2 separate regions of the Mus musculus genome follow, and region 2 is linked to region 1. A link is a loop called in an ENCODE intact Hi-C map of the cell type or tissue named here. Cell type or tissue: gastrocnemius. All regions are shown on one strand.

Region 1 (5,000 bases):
AGGATACATTTACAAAACAACTCCCACACCTAAAGCTCTGGGATCATTGTAGAAGGGAGGGGAGGGGAGGGGAGGGGAGGGGAGGGCAGAGAGATTTGTTAAAAGCCAGAGGAACAGAAAATGTACCAAGATTTTGTCTACTAGGACTATCAGAACATACTTTTGTGAAGTCTCACTAACATGGCTACACCAGATGATTTAAACAAGGCCAACACCAACAGACATGCTAAGGTGGACAGAGGAAAGCCCACGAGGCCTCAATCCACACAAAGAACTACAGACAACAAAGAAATACTGAGAGCAGGAGAAATGCGGTCTTTAAGAAGAAGACACTAAGTTGTTACCCAATACCAAATGTTAACCCCTAAGAACATGTATATACAGGTTTTATTTATGTTTTTAGCAGCACATACACACACATACACACAAAATTGCATATATGCATGTAGCAATAATTAATGAAATGAGGCTATGAATTTAAAAGAGGGCAAGAAAGGGTACATTGGAGAGTTTGGAGGGAAGAAAGGGAAGGACGAAATGATGTAATTATATTATAATCTCAAAAATCATTTTAAAAAGAAAATTAATTCATGGACCCTTAAAAGAGAGAGAGTGAAATAGATGAGGTTTTCGGTTTTATAAGATATGAGTTCGATAGTTTGTATTACTTGAAGATTTGAGAACATGTCCATGAAATGTTGGCAAATTCAAAATATTACACTGTTCCCAGACATGCTATTTTCAACTAAAAATATACCTACTCAGATAAAATACTGAAATTTATGAAAAAAAAAAAAACCCCAGCTCACATGGATTACTTCTTAAGGATGACATGTTTTTCCAACTCTTTGATATTGAGAAAATAAAAACCTTAAACTGAGTATTGACAGCCCTTCCCAAAGCCCGACAGTATCAATTATGATGAACGTGAACCTCAGGGATGAGAACACAGTCTTCTGAAATCAAGTACTGTCCTCAAAAACATAACATAAAAGTTTCTCTTGCTAACCACAAAAATAAATAAATAAATAAATAAATAAATAAATAAATAAATAAATAAAATGACAGGAAGAGCATTGATTTTTCTATAAAGTGCTAAGAAGCATAAGCTCCATTTAAGGAATCCTGAGCCACCTAAAATTGAGGAAGCTCCCACCTGGGGCTGGAGAGATGACTCAGCAGTTATCGCACCTGGGGCTGGAGAGATGACTCAGCAGTTATCGCACCTGGGGCTGGAGAGATGACTCAGCAGTTAGAAGCACATTACTGCTCTTCCAGGGGCAGAGTTCAGTTCTCAGCACCCAGGCCTAGCAGATTACAATGGGCTATAGCTCTAGCTTCAGGTTCTCCAAACACTTTTGGCCTCCTCAAGCATCTGCACTCCTGTGCACGCACTCTCACTCAAAGCACGCACACACACACACACACACACACACACACACGTTAAAAAAAACACCAAAAACCGAAAGTAACATTTTTTTTCCTGTATTGGAACTAATGGATGCAGCACTAGCCCATGTCCAATCTCTTTATTAATCTCCAATCCCACCATCAAAGCACTCAGTACAAATTGGCAAGATTTTAAGGCTCTTTATGCTGAGATGCCATAGACTTGGACTTGGCAGCTGAGGCAGAGATGGGAATTTGGGCCTCAGGTAGTGAAGGTTCTCCTAGCCTGACTTTAGCTTGCTAAGAAGTTACAGTGTGTGTTGGACCTGATATTCAATTTCTATTCTTTGCTTTCGATAAGATATAGATCATTAAGTCTGAACCAATTTCCTCTGCAGAAACTGCTTTAAATACAGTCTCAAATAGCAATGCAATTTAAAAATAATGAGTATATTTTTCTAAGACAGAGTGTGGTTCCTGCATGCATTTTAGATTATTTTTGGGTTGCCTTTCTTGATGTAGGAATTATAGCATATGTTCCAAAAAGTGTGCTTAAACAGGATACCAGCAGAAGGTTCCTTGGTGTATGCAGAGGACCTGTTCTCCCTGCTATTGTGTAGGAAACCCTAGCAAGGCTGAGAGCTGGACACACTGGCAAGCATCCTAAATGCTAATTGTCATTGCTGCATGTTTTCTGCTAACCCATAGTGGTTTTAATTAAAGCATTTTCTCTGAAGGAAAGTGTTAATCAAAATAGATGTCTTCATCAGCACAACAGAACTCTTCTTCTACTATAAGAAAGTAAGAGATGCATGAAGTATGTCTGGGTCTTCAACTCTATGTCCCAAGAGAAGAATTTCAAAATTCTCCAGGGTAAGGTCCCATTGTGTGTCCCTCAGCTCTTTGACATCAATTTTAGTGTTCTTTGGGCTTGAGTTATGGGAAACATTTCTTCTCAGGGTGTCTTAATTTCTCGGAATACTTTGTCCTTACTAAGTCCCTTTCCTCATTTCTGAAAGGCACGTAAAAGACTTACATTACAGTTTGTGTGTTATTATCCAATAAGAATATGGAAAGCTCTCTATTTCTGGCTCTCCTAACTTGCTGTGATGGTTTATATTAATTGTCAACTTGACAGGATCTAGAATCACCTTGGATTCTACTACAAACACCTTGGCACGTCCATGAGGAGTCTTCTAAATCACATGAATGGAAATTCTAAGTGTGGGCAGGTCCATACCATGAGCTTGGGTCCCAGAATGGGAATGACAGTATGAGCTGCCCATGGCATTTACACACCCTGTTCCCTTATTGCTAGTGCGGCGTGGCCATCAGCCTCATGCCCTCCCTGCTCCATGCTTGCTTCACCACAATGGACTTCCCACCAGACTGAACGAAAAGAAATCCCTTCTTGTCTAAGTTGCTTTCATTGCAGCAACAAGCGAAGTAATGAATGTACTTGCTGATCAAAGTCACTCATCAAAAGTGGTGAGGTGCCTGAGGACCTGGTTTCGGCCTGCAGATCTCATAAGGTGACAGGAAAGAATGACTCTAAGAGTTATCCTCTAACTTCAACATGTACACTATGTCACATGTATACAGACACACACACACACAGAGACAGACAGAGACTGATGCATAGACACACACAGAGACACACAGAGAGAGACACAGAGACACACAGATACACACACAGACATACACACAGACACACACACAGACACACACAGACACAGACACACACACACACACACTGGTCTTGGCCACTGTGCAGGGGCTGTTCTGTGCCCCAGGCCTGCTCCACCTTCTACCCCCATCATCTCTCTCATCTCCTCCCTCAGCTTTAACTAATCTATGAGGACAAGAAAACCAATCTTTTTGCTCTCATCTCTCTGAGCCTTAATGTATATTGTTTAATGCCCTAATGATGGTGAATGTCATATAGCATCTCAAACAGAGTACCCAAAACTTCACCTTCTCAAATCTCCTTCTTATCTGGCCACCTTGAGGACCACATGTGAAAGTCATCTAGAACTTCTTTTCCCTTTCTACTCACCAAATGCCATTGATTCCAGAAACTGGAATTCTTAGCACACAGAAGGCCTGCCTACTTCACTCTACTCTGTACTTCTCATGACTTCTTCCTGAATTGAAGCCTCTGTGATTCATCTTAGTGATGACTGCAACATGCTGCCCATTCCCCACTTCCAGCCCATCTCTACCTGAGGCCAGTGGCTTTTCTAAAAATGAAACTGATCATGTTGTTCTTTTCTAAAATTCTTGTCTCAGTGTAAAGTCTAAGTTGTTCTACATTCCCGTACTTCTGCTCATCGTCTCTCCATGCCTTGTAAATACTTATGAAGACCAATTCATCCTATTAAAGCTATGCATGAGTTCTGTAGTGGTTCATGTTCACTGTCTGCATGGCTGGACTCAGAATCACCTGGGAAATTGATGAGACACACTTCCGGCTATGCTTGTAAGCATGACTCCCTAGAGGACTCACTAAATACCCATCCTGAATATGATTGGAAAAAGACTGGTGACATAAACAGGTTTTTGTTTTTTTAAAAAAAAGAAAGTCCAATACAAACAATGGTCTCTGCCTGTCTGCCATGCAATGAGTTAACCTCCTCTGCTGCACGTTCCTGCCACCACACTCTGCCCAAGTGCCAGGACCAAGCAAGTATAGACTATACCTGTTCAACCAATAAACCATAAGAAATCTCTCCTTCTTTGTTTGCTCACAGATTTGATCACAGCAATGATGTAACTAAACAATACAGGTCCCTTGGGCTTTTGTCACTTCCAGTAGAGATCCATGGCTTCTCTTTCAAGTGTTTGTGTATGTTTTGCTATGTACTTGGATGTCAATATGCCTCACCTATTGAACTTGTCTGTAAAAACAATCTTCCATGTAAAGATGTCTTTTCTCTGGAAGTTCCCTGACTCCACAGTGTGGCTTAGGGGACACGTCTGACTGTTCACTGTTCATGTGTCACTAGCTTCTTGCTTTATAACGGAATGTCTTCTTTCTCTGAACAACCTGTTTATTTGCAGTCTCCACTAAATCGTAGGCTTCTCTTGCTCCTTTCAACCTTCCTTCCCCATTACCTAACAGCACCTAGATCAGAGTCCTCACATGTCAACTGAGTGGAGGAATGACAGAAAATCTATGAGAGCTTCACTTATCCTATGTCTACCGTGAGTCTGCAACCTGGCAGATGCTCTGAACAGATCCTCTCACATCCACACCACACTGCAAGCTGGGTGCTATTTTTGGACCTTTCGAAGACAAAGGTCAGTGGGATTAAATAGCTTTCTCTTAAGTCATCAAGCTCATAGTGAATTCAAGACCAGATCTGTGCAACTTCAAAATTCCTGCTTATCGAACTACAGTCCCTCCCTCTCCCTGTAAGCAAGCACAAACCACAAGAGTGCCATGTGTTCAACTTGTGAGGGTAATCCTACCCACCTGCATTCATTTAATAACATGAAGATTTTTCTGGAAGCCAGTAGTTAGCCTCTCCTTTGACACAGTGCTGTCCTAAGAATGGTCTTTTCCATTATAGCCCATCTCAAAGGCCTTATGGAAACCCTGCTTCTCCTCA
Region 2 (5,000 bases), 59 kb before region 1:
CTGGCCTTTGTGGGCAAGCACATACAAATGGCATTCATACATACAATTACAAGAATAAAAAATAAAAACAGTTCTTAAAAGAAACGTATTGCCAATGGTCTGGGGAGATGGTCCAGCAGTTAAAAGCACTGACGGCTCTTCTAGCATCTAGAGGGCAACTAACAACTGTCTATAACTTCAGTCCCGGGGGATCTGACATCCCCTTCTGGCTTCCTCAGTCACTGCACGCTTGTGACAGATACGTGCAGGTGAAATACCCATACACATAGAATTAAAATAGATAATTCTTTTAATCAGATTATATTGTTGAAATATGCTTTAGTAACATGTTAAATATAAAACGTCTCAAAACTCAGCCAATCTGTTTACAGTGAAATAACTAGCCGCAACCCAAGGGAGCCTGCGTAGTGTCCTCCCAAAATGTGGTATGTTCATATGGGGGCCAGAGGAAACAGATGCCAACAAAGACACATGCTTTTGGTTTTGAATCTATATGCCTATTCAAAAAGAGCAAAAGGATATACCAAATGCTAATAGGGGGTTCCTGTGTGGGCTGTGGGACTGTACCAATTCATATCTTTACTCTTATAGATTACACAGTTACTCTCATAATTTTAAAAAAGACACTGATTTTTAAATCCCATAGGATTGCCATTAAATTATTGTACTTGCTTTTCTGACTGTTTCTACATTCCCCTCAAAAAAATCATTAGCATTGATTATGATAGTAATAGCTACAGATTTCAAGTAGAAAGAGAAAATGAGGGTTCACTTGCTGGGAGCTCTGAAGGTGGGGAAGGTATTAAGATAAGAACCAATTGTGTAACTTTTTCTCCATTCCATTGCTTGCTATTGCTTTCTCTCACTGAGTATGGACCATCACACCATGAGGGCATGTCCTGAGCAAGTTCAACAGTATCCCAGGATGATGGAAGGGCACAGCTGACACCCCAGACTTTGGAGGAAACACGACACCCTTTCCACTGGTGGCTCTGCGTCAATCTTCATCCTTTCCAATATGCTCAGCGTCCCTCACTAGCACTGCCCCTGGCTGCCTCTGACCGCTCTGTGAGGACACTGTAGTCAGCTGACCACTTGTGAAATGAACACTGATGACAGAATGGAGCGAGGATTTCTGCAAGTCTAATCCATTTCTCAGAGTTGCCACGGCTAAGTCGGTTTTGTCACCGTGACACAAAACAAAAGAGCATAAAACAAGCAAACGTTGGGAAACCACTCTACCCAGAAGATACACAGGCCATCAATGAGTCATCAAAGCCATTTCAGGTTCTTTGATTTTTTTTTAAAAAAAGTATTGCATTGAGGAATCCAATTATAAAATAAAATTACTGTACATGTTTAAAACAGTGAAAGTAGAACAAAATCATTTCTCTGTGACATTCAAGAAGTCAGACTAAAACTTATAACTGATGTAACAGTGTTGTTCTGCTCTAAAGGGCAATTGGGGGCCGGAGTAGCTTCTGACAAAATTAAGGGTTCAGAGCATATGCTCCTATAAACTGTAGTCCTAAGAAGTTTTCCTTTCCTGAGAAATCCCAGGAAGGGATATAACCTCCAGTGAACATGGGACAGTGGTTGAAACTATTCAGAAAGAGACAGAACTAAGCTTGAGCTTTGGTATCAACACTAAGTACTCCTGAATGTGGCTTCCACACCAGAAGACACAGCGAGGCCAGAAGTTTATGTTACTGCATGTTGTATGAGGTGAGATCACATATTAAAACATCAAAGCACAGCACACAGCTCAGCAAACCACAAGAGTCATTCATACCTGTCTTAGCGCCTGTTTTAAAAGAGAGTGGGGGTGGGGTGGAGGTGGGGAGGGGCTACAGATCCTCAGAACCAGGCCAAAACAAATGAATCCTATATACACCTGCCGCATGGCAGCTTCCACAGGATTGCAAGAGGAGACTCATGAGACTGTGGGGTAAATGAAAGGTCATAGTCTGACAGAGATGGAACCTGAAGGTTCTTGAAGGCCCTTCCTGAGCTTTATAGGCGTAGGTGATCTCTTGGACAACAATCTCTTGTCTGCAAGCTGTGCTGAGAACCCCAGGGCTGCATCTTGCCTGAGTCCTCCCCAGTGCCAGGGACGGCTTTCCGGGATGCAGCTGCTTTTGAGTCATCCCTGCTCTTGTAAGCAACCCCTCACCCTAGTCCCTTTAGTAATCCCAATAAAAACTCGCTGATACTTTGGTTTGTCATGGCTTTCCTTTGTGAGGTGAGGAGATATAGGGGTGTGTGTGTGTGTTGTGTATTTGTTGTGTGTGTGTGTGTGTGTGTGTGTGTGTGTGTGCGCGCGCGCACGCACAGCCTGCATTTCATTGCCCTAGGGAAAAAAAAATCTGTCCTAAATGCTGGCTTCCAAAGCAGTGTGTTTGAAGGGTAATACAATGATTTCTATAACTTTGCTATACCTTGGAGAGGGAAAAAGATTACACTGTAAAGTAAATATACAGAACATAAGCTAATGGTAAACTAGTTTTCATGATGCCCACTACACATATACATGACCACTGTTCTCATGGACAGGCTAAGAGAATTGTCTCAGTGTCGTAATATTCACCTGCCACGCACTTCCAATACTGTTTCACAATATCCACTTTCTCTACCTGGAAGAATCAGACTATATTTAAAAGAGAATTGAAGGGGCTGGGGAGATGGCTCAGTAGTCAAGCACTGGCTGTTCTTCCAGGACCCATGTTCAAGTCCCAGGACCGACATGGCAGCTCACAACTGTCTGTAACTCTAGTTACAGAGGATCTGACACCCTCACACATGCAGGCAAAATACCCATGCACATAAAATAAAAATAAACTAATTTTAAAAACAATTTTTAAAGAAGAGGAGGAGGAGGAAAAGGAGAAAGAGGAGGTGGGAGAGGAGGAGGGTGAGGAGAAGGAAGAGGAGAAGGAGGAGGAAGAGGAGAATTGAAACAGCTAAGATTCTCGGACAAAGGAGAAGACAGTGTTATGATGAGCCAGTACACTGACTATCATAGGGCTTCTTTCCATGGTCCAATTAACAGTGGAGGGACAGAAAAGAGTAGAGGTGGCTGTGTTCCTACCCAGTGTTTAATACAGTGTCTGGGAGGAACCTGCTCAGGTCACCTCTGCAAAGGGATCAACTATTCCTGGAACTTACCCCAAAGAAATGTCTTACCCAGTGGTAGCCTTGCTGTTCAGCTCAAACATTACCTACCACAAATACAGACTGTGGCTAGGGTGTGGTTGTCTGTGGAGGACTCATTATAATTGAGAACTTAGTCTTTAGGGTAGTACCAATGAGGAGGTAGTACCTCATGGGCATATAGTGGGCTCTTAGGGAGGTGCCTCCAAGGGATATCTCAGGGGTTCTCTCATGGCAATTGTTATGAAAGTCTGTTTGGCTCTACCAATTTTGTCTATGTTCAGACTTATTATCACCATCTGGTCTGAGTTCTACCCAGCACTTACCATTCCCTTGATCCTCCAAACCAAGCTAAATCAACCTTCTCTCTTCACAAAGTAGCCTGTCTTGGGCATTTAGTTACAGTGACACAGAGATGACAGGTGACATAATTGATGTCATGAGTAGTTTGTTTCCTCCCTGCCTCCCTCTCCAAATGCCCATTCTTTACCCTGTGAGCATGATAAAGGCAGGGCATATCTCCTGATGGATGCCTTGTCACTTACAGAATGAATGACTGCAGAGCTGGAAAGGGGCATAGGCCTCACAACTCCTGGTTAGTGTAGCCTGCTTGATCTGGAGGCCTATTTCTTAATAATTAGCTACCTAGTGTGTCTTGAATTTCAGACATGTGACCTAGGAACTTGACTACACATTTCAGAGACCTGTACCCAGCCCGACATTCCCAGGACCCCCCCACCCCCAATCAACACTCCACGAGTGTTCTGATCTATGCCCAGCACCCTGTCTTTTACTGTCTCAGTCACTCTTGTACCTCCTCAAAAGGACAGAAATGCCCATGTGATGGAATTTCTGTTTGGCAGGGCTGCTCTTCAATTTTCACCAAACCCCTCCTCTCACAGAATGTGAAGCTTAAATAAAAATACGCAGAACCCCTGAAGGGGGCAGAAATGGGGAAGAGCTTCCAAATCCCTTTTATTACTTCAAAGGCTTTGGAATACATTCCAGCTTTGGCTGAATAGCTGCTATTTCTCAGGAAGCAAGCATTGCAGAAGGGATGGCAGCTGACAGTGGTCCAGCCATTGTCCCAGAAGGCATTGCTTCAGAAACTCCCTCTCATACTGGAGGCCTAGTTACAGTGGCCTCGTAATAGGGAGGGAAGGTATTTTGACTTCTCCTTTCTTCTCTTAGGAAACAGGTCCAAACTCTAGAGCCTTGCAGATGCTTAGCAAGCCATTCATACAGAAGTATTAGTATGTCAGACAGGGGCAACTGGCTGAAAGTCAGTCTTCACCCCAGGTTTGCTGTGCAAACTCTTGTTATGCTTCTCATACAATATTCCATATTGTTCAAATGGGGCTGTGGGACAGGTAAGGCACTGGGATCCACAGACCACTGGGAAAAGAGTCAGAAACCTGAGCTTAATGTGCCTCAGGCATCTCTCTGGTCCCAGAGTTGTTTGGGTATTGAAGAGCTGGATGAAATCTTTGTGGCAGACTTTAGCTTTGCATTATTGATCGTCTCCTAAAATGCTTTAGGGCTGCAGGAATCTCAATTTATAAAGTCACCATCAAGGGAAGAAAAGGCCCGAGTTAGATTTACTCTCTACAGAGCTCCATGCCCTGTGTATAGGAAGACTCTCGTCCTGGCTGGTTGGCTTTTGTTAACTCCACACAAACGTGTCTGGCAAGCAGGAATCTTAACTGAGAAAACACCTCCGGAAGATTGACCTGTAGGCAAGCCTGTGGGGTGCTGTCTTGATTCATGATTGGTGTGGAATGACCCTCCTCATGGTGGACTATGCCATTACTGGGCAGGAGGTCCTGGGTTGTATAAGGAAGCAGGCAGAG

Evidence for each region. Hi-C counts contacts between places; a loop is a spot of excess contacts. Peaks named below come from ENCODE experiments on the same cell type or tissue, not always from the same donor. Only the 100,000 strongest peaks of a DNase experiment are listed, where the experiment ranks them.
Region 2: it touches region 1 in a loop (4-fold over the local background); 1 of 42 quality-filtered maps calls a loop at or near these places.

Annotation. Positions count from the first base shown.
Region 1 is chr2:20,580,203-20,585,202 of GRCm38, reverse strand. All of the region lies in intron 3 of Etl4 (enhancer trap locus 4), which reads right to left. Among named protein-coding and RNA genes, the nearest start is that of Gm17171, 250 kb to the right of the region's middle. In gastrocnemius, no CTCF peak of the experiment used is centred here; no DNase peak of the experiment used is centred here; H3K4me3 peaks cover 759 bases; H3K27ac peaks cover 1,738 bases.
Region 2 is chr2:20,639,081-20,644,080 of GRCm38, reverse strand. The region is part of intron 3 of Etl4 (enhancer trap locus 4); the gene reads right to left. Among named protein-coding and RNA genes, the nearest start is that of Gm17171, 310 kb to the right of the region's middle. RefSeq lists a cis regulatory region at 1-2,022. In gastrocnemius, a CTCF peak has its summit at 1,060; no DNase peak of the experiment used is centred here; H3K4me3 peaks cover 431 bases; H3K27ac peaks cover 3,211 bases.